Linked DNA regions of Homo sapiens: region 1 is linked to region 2. Evidence: chromatin loops called from intact Hi-C (ENCODE). Cell type or tissue: natural killer cell. All regions are shown on one strand. Links, peaks and the distances in the headings refer to the core of each region. The heading gives the core; the rest is flanking DNA. Region 1 overlaps FOXO3 (forkhead box O3). Region 2 overlaps FOXO3 (forkhead box O3).

Region 1 (2,917 bases), core at 163-2,662, 71 kb before region 2:
ATACATTTTCATATAGTTTGTAGGACTTGCAATACAGATTTTGGGACTAGTCATAAACTTTATGGTTTTATGTCATCGTTTTTTTGTCTTATGGTTTTTTTTTTTTACCCTTCTCTGCTATCTCATTTCTCTTCAACTAAAATCTTAGAAAATACTGTAAATTGAAATTCTCAAGGCTTAATATGCTTAATACAGGGCACACATTTTATGATTCTTTTACCTTAAAATTTTTTACCAATTCCATTTCTGAGTGTCACATGACAACTAATCCTTGACGACTAAAGGGATATAATTTTGTTAGAGTTTTTATAAGATGATCTTCATCAAAAGATGCAGCCATGCAGGAACTTTCAAATCTTTGATGATGGAGAAGGCCCTTTGAAACTGGAGCTGGTTTTATATTTTGATTATGACTAATAGGCAACCTTTTTTTGTGTGTGCTTGTGGTTTAGTGGAAGAAGAGGGAAAAGGGAGAGATCAGGAGCTAATTGTGACCCATTTCCAAGTGTCCAAGTTTAGGAGTTGATTCTTGTCATGATTAGTCATTTTGGAAGCACGCATGTGCATTTAAACCACACTACTTTCATTCTGAGTAATGTAAGAGGATTTTTAACTTCCAAAAATGTCTAGAATTCAGGTTAACGTCTCCTAGTCATGTGTGCATAAAGGGCACGGTATGCAGGGCCTTACTTCTTTTCAGGCTATTTGGGCCATTGCATTATGAGACCTTGTAACCAAAATTATCACCCTAACATCATAAAATGAAAGAATTAGAAAAGAGGACTTAGAGATCAGAATCTAAATCAGTGGTTCTCAGCCCTGGTTGCATGTTTGAATTACCTGGGAACTTCTGAAAAATACAAATACCCAGAGAATTTGATATAATTTGGCTTGTGTGTGGCTTAGCATTGATGGTTTTGTGTTTTGTTTTTTTTTTTCAAGTTTCTTAGGTGATTCTAATGTATAGTTAGGATGAAGTTTTCTGATCTAGTTCAACCCTCTTATTTTACTGGTGAAAAACCTGATTTTTGGAAAAGCTAATGACTTTCTTAAGATCACACAGCTAGTTAGTAGAGAGGTAATTAGTAGCCACAGTTCTAGAGGTTTTTGTTTTCCATTTTCTTCTTTAAATTGATCTTTTTTAAAAGGTCATTTGCTAGGTAATGGATAGTCTCACATAAGTAGCGCTTGCTTTCCTGAAAGGCTTATTTGCCTCTCAATCTAAAAACATCTTGCTTATTATTTCAGCATCAAAAGGATGGGCAAATGTAGATGGAGGCTGAGTGAGTGTATCATGTTTGCATAGCTGTCCAGTGCCTGTCAGTAGGGGTACTTAGGAACTATGAAGTGATAAAAGAGGTAAGAAGGATAGCATTTTAACAAAAAGAGGAAGCCCTTGGTTACTTACATTTGTCAGATACTGTGTCAGGGAGAAGGATGATGACTATCTCACAGGTTCCCTTACCTCGGGCATTAAAGTAGAAATGAACAATCAGATGTGGTTAAGAGGGGAAAAGGTTACATTTCCTTTAATTCAGATTAAGCTTGCACTGCACCCATGATTGAACAAGTGAGTTCTCTCAGTTCCTCTTGTCTTGGGGAGACCTCTAAGGACGCCAGGGCTTACCTGGTAAGGCCTATCTATCACTTATTTCGTTATACACAGCACACATCTGCTTTTCCCATGGGTCAGGGTGTAATCAAATTAGGCAGACTTGAGTTTCTGTAGTGGTTCCCATAATTTCACAAGTGTGGGGGATACTGTGTTAAGATTTCTGCTGCTGCTGCTGCTGCAGAAGATAATTCTTCAAGAGTCCGAGTCTTCTTTCATGTAAGAATGTGTATTGTTATGGCTTCTTGCCAAGATAAAAAGATGAGGGCTGTCCTGTCACATAATGCTTATTTGTGTCCTCACTGTTTCTGTTCTTTAGATTAATACATCCAGTTCCTTTTCAACACACTGTATTAGGAAAATGTTATTTTAACTGCAACTCTGTTTTAAATTTTTTTTTAATTTGAAAATGACTAAGTCATAATCATTCCACATTGGCTCATAATTTTGACCTCAGTCACCTTTTGGAGTAACTCACCAAAAGGCCAGTTATGGTCGTGTGTGAAGAATCTGTCTGCTTGGCCCGTGTTGCCAAAATGTCGTTTTGTAATTTCCTTTGGCAATAGTGTCTTCGTCAGTGATTCTCAACTAATATACTTCCTCTTTCTACAGCCCCAGTACACTAGAGGGACTGTTTTTCCTCTTTTTCAAAGCTGTGTCATTGACCTCTGAAGTGAAGAAATTGGCCCTTTTAGACTTTGATCTGTGAGTCCCATGTAACAGAGACTCTTTAAAAAAGAAGCTAAGTGTGTGTTTTGATATGTTTATCTCCTTCTTAGAAAATGAAATGAAACTACAGCAGACTTATTTTTAGGAGATTTTAGGAGTGTTCTATTTTAAGAAAATGACACCATACAAGAACATCTTTTAGTTAAACTTCTTAGTACTCTGCTTGTGATTCTTACTTAAAACCTGCAAGATACTTTTATTTGGAAAATTAATGAAGAGGCCTTGTCTCACTAATAAGTCATTTAATTTGGTCTGGCAAAAGTTTACCATCCATTCAAAGATCTTCATGAAAATGCAAAGATAAGGCTGTTTAGGCTTGAGCCCAGGAGTTCAAGACCAGCTTGGGCACATAGCAAAACCCCATCTTATTTTTTTTTTAAAGACTGTTTAGGCCTGTGCATTCTGGCAGGTTGCCCCACTTACCCAGAGCAGGTGCATCAGATTCCAGATTCCCAGGGCTGGAGAGAATATGGAATTTATTTTGTTTGTATACCCACTTATTTTGCCTATAGGGACAGACTTGACCCTATTCTCAACTCCTCATTTCTCTCCTTTTCCTGCATCACAAATTGAGGG
Region 2 (2,917 bases), core at 114-2,613:
GCCTGACTACAGCTGGCATTCCTCTTTGCCTGTTTGATCCATCTGCTAATGATTTGAGCCATAATATCTAGGGTGCTTGAGGTTGTGTACTTGGGTCCTTCCTTCCCCCTTCTGCCTTGGCTTCTCTTTAGAAAGCCAACTCCAACAGGCATGAGACCTTTAAACTTTTTGCACGTATGGGATTTGTTTCAGAGTGATTAGAGGGTCAGGAGGGGAATGAGTGGGTAGGGGATAGATGTGAATCTTAATACAGATAAGATGGATCATGAGGCTGGATGATGAGTACATGGGGGTGGGTTTATTATAACAGTCTTTCTACTTCTGCATATATTTGAAACTTAAGAATAAATATTTTTTAAAGTTAAGCAAAAAATGCAAGTATATAACAATATGGATGGTATACCTTTTATATAAAGTTTAAAAATATGCGAGCAGTATTATGTATTTTATATATAATGTTTTTGTATTTTATATATAAGGTATTGATATATACATTGTGTGCATGTATATATATATTCATATAAGAATTTAAAATTTTATAAAATAATAAATATGGCGGGCATGGTGGCTCACACCTGTAATCCCAGCACTTTGGGAGGCTGAGGCAGGCAGATAACACTTGAGGCCAGAAGTTCAAGACCAGTCTGGCCAACATGGCAAAACCTCATCTCTACTAAAAATACAAAAATTAGCTGGGTGTGGTGGCAGGCGCCTGTAATCCCAGTTACTTGGAAGGCTGAGGCATGAGAATTTCTTGAACCCGGGAGGTTGCAGTGAGCGGAGATCACACCACTGTACTGTGGCCTGGGCAACAGAGCAAGACTCCATCTCAAAAAAAAATAATAATAATAATAAATACTAGCTTTGGGATAGTGGTCGTGGTTGCTTCTGAGAAAGGTAGAAAAGAGATGGAATGAGGAGAGGGAATACGAAGGGTATTTCACCTGTATCTGGAATATTTTGCTTCGTTAAAATTTTTTGAAGCAAATACGGCACAATACTAAGATTTGCTAAAGTCGAGCAGTGGGTACACAGGTGTTTGTTATATTCTGTGTAATTTTGTTTGTTTTAAATGTGTCACAAAAAGAATAAAATGTCATGATTCTATAACAAGAAGTGTCTTTAGACATGTCAGGAGCTGAGCTGCAGGAGGTGCTGGGAGGTGCCTTGCCTTTCTGCTAGAGAGGCACATCCTGTCATAGCATTGCACCTTGCAGCAGGGGTGGCGAAACGATTGGCCACTTGTACAGTTGCATAATGGGGGAAGCCCTCGTGGTTAGTAGAGGTGGATGGTGGTAAGTAAGGCTGTGTGAATTACAGGCAGTTAGATACAGCAGAATTCATGTTTTCTGGACCATGCTGACCTACTGCCTCTGTCAGAGGGATTGGGCTGGGTTATGAATGATGAGTTGGTTACGATGACTGGAGGAAGATTTTTAGAAAGCACAGCTTTTGTGTATAAGAACTAGTTTCCTTGATAAGACTTCTCAGAAAAAAAGAAAGCTGTTTCTACTCTGGATTGGTTGTGTGGTAATCTTGTCAGTCTTCCCGCACAAAGCGGGATTAAGCTTGTCACTCCTCAGCTAGGGAAGCAAGCCCTCCATCTGGGGAGTGAGAAGACAGATTGTTCTGAGGGCTGGGTTCATGGGCTGCTTCTGAAATGTGACTAGCACCTCTGTGCCTCTGCCTGCTTCTGGGGAGGAAGACCTGGAGATTGAAGTGATCCTTGTGCCCAGGTCCCAGTCTGTGTGTTACCTAGTGTATCGATGTTGTTCATAGATGTTGGGGGTGGTGAGCTTGTGCAGTATGCACACATCAAGTGTTAGTTTGATCTCACAGAGAATACAGATGTCAGATGTCCACTTCTTTGGCATTTATTCACTAGATCTCTAAACAGGAGATCACTGTTTCGTATGCTCTAGAGAGCTCATTTAGCTGAGGGGAAGGGTAAACCCAGCATCCTTACAGGTTAAACCTTCGGGAATAGAACAAACCCTGTGTGTTGAGCCCAGTGGAACTGGGCTGGGGTGGGGGGTGCATGAGGCAAGAGACCAAGCATCTTAGAGTGTTTTTTCAGCACTCACATGCTAGTATCCTAGATTCTCAGGAAGGCGGTGACTAGACCAGACCAGCCCTTCACCACTTCACCACTGTGCATCCTGGGAAGTGGCCTCCTCCTTTAAATAGGGATGGAGGTCTCCAGGGTGTGCTCTGGAAGTTTGTGAGGATGAGGATCAGAGAATAAGGGACCTTCCTTTGACATATGCCAGGTGAGAAACCACAGGAAGCAAAGACCACCCAGCCTAGCAGCCACTCACAAGTGCTGTGTTCTGGAGAAGGACTTCATGTTCTGTGTCCATCCAGCCTGATTTGCATCCCTGGAAGAATTTGAGAGGTTACAGGACCCTGGCACCTGGGCAGCTCTGCAACATCCTCCCAGGTGGTCCCACTGAAGCACCTCTATTTAAATCCCCCTGTTCCGAATAAGGAGGCTGTGTAAATGGACCTGCAGATCTTTCTGACATGTAGGAATGGACTGGGAGAGATGCAGACTTCTGCAGAGGGAGAGAGTTTCTGGGCATTGAGCAGCAACATTGCCTCTGTCCTTCATTTTAGTTTACAACTTTATATCTTCCCTTAATGAGGTTTTCCGCAGCTGTGAAAGAAATAAAATAAATTGAGGTATTGAGAGAACACATAGAAAGTGGAGAGGCTATTTTTCTGTTACCTGTTTTTGTCTTCCTTAATTGTCTAGTTTAGCACCACTTGAAAAAATTGCGTTACATTTAAGTTTGATGAGCTCCTTGTGAACATGTGAATCAGTAGTTTCTCGAGGTGCTGCTGGGTTCGGTGACACAATACAGAACACAAAGCCAGAAACCAGCCTAGAAACCAGACAGAGGGCTTTGTCCCAGAG

Evidence for each region. Peaks named below come from ENCODE experiments on the same cell type or tissue, not always from the same donor. Only the 100,000 strongest peaks of a DNase experiment are listed, where the experiment ranks them.
Region 1: it touches region 2 in a loop (2.2-fold over the local background); 11 of 110 quality-filtered maps call a loop at or near these places.

What each region holds. Positions count from the first base shown.
Region 1 is chr6:108,563,864-108,566,780 of GRCh38, forward strand. The region is part of intron 1 of FOXO3 (forkhead box O3); the gene reads left to right. Among named protein-coding and RNA genes, the nearest start is that of FOXO3, 4.4 kb to the left of the region's middle. RefSeq lists an enhancer at 1,768-1,837. In natural killer cell, for the core only: no CTCF peak of the experiment used is centred there; DNase peaks (open chromatin) are centred at 1,488 and 2,188; H3K27ac peaks cover 1,647 bases.
Region 2 is chr6:108,634,464-108,637,380 of GRCh38, forward strand. All of the region lies in intron 1 of FOXO3 (forkhead box O3), which reads left to right. Among named protein-coding and RNA genes, the nearest start is that of FOXO3, 75 kb to the left of the region's middle. In natural killer cell, for the core only: no CTCF peak of the experiment used is centred there; a DNase peak (open chromatin) is centred at 1,228.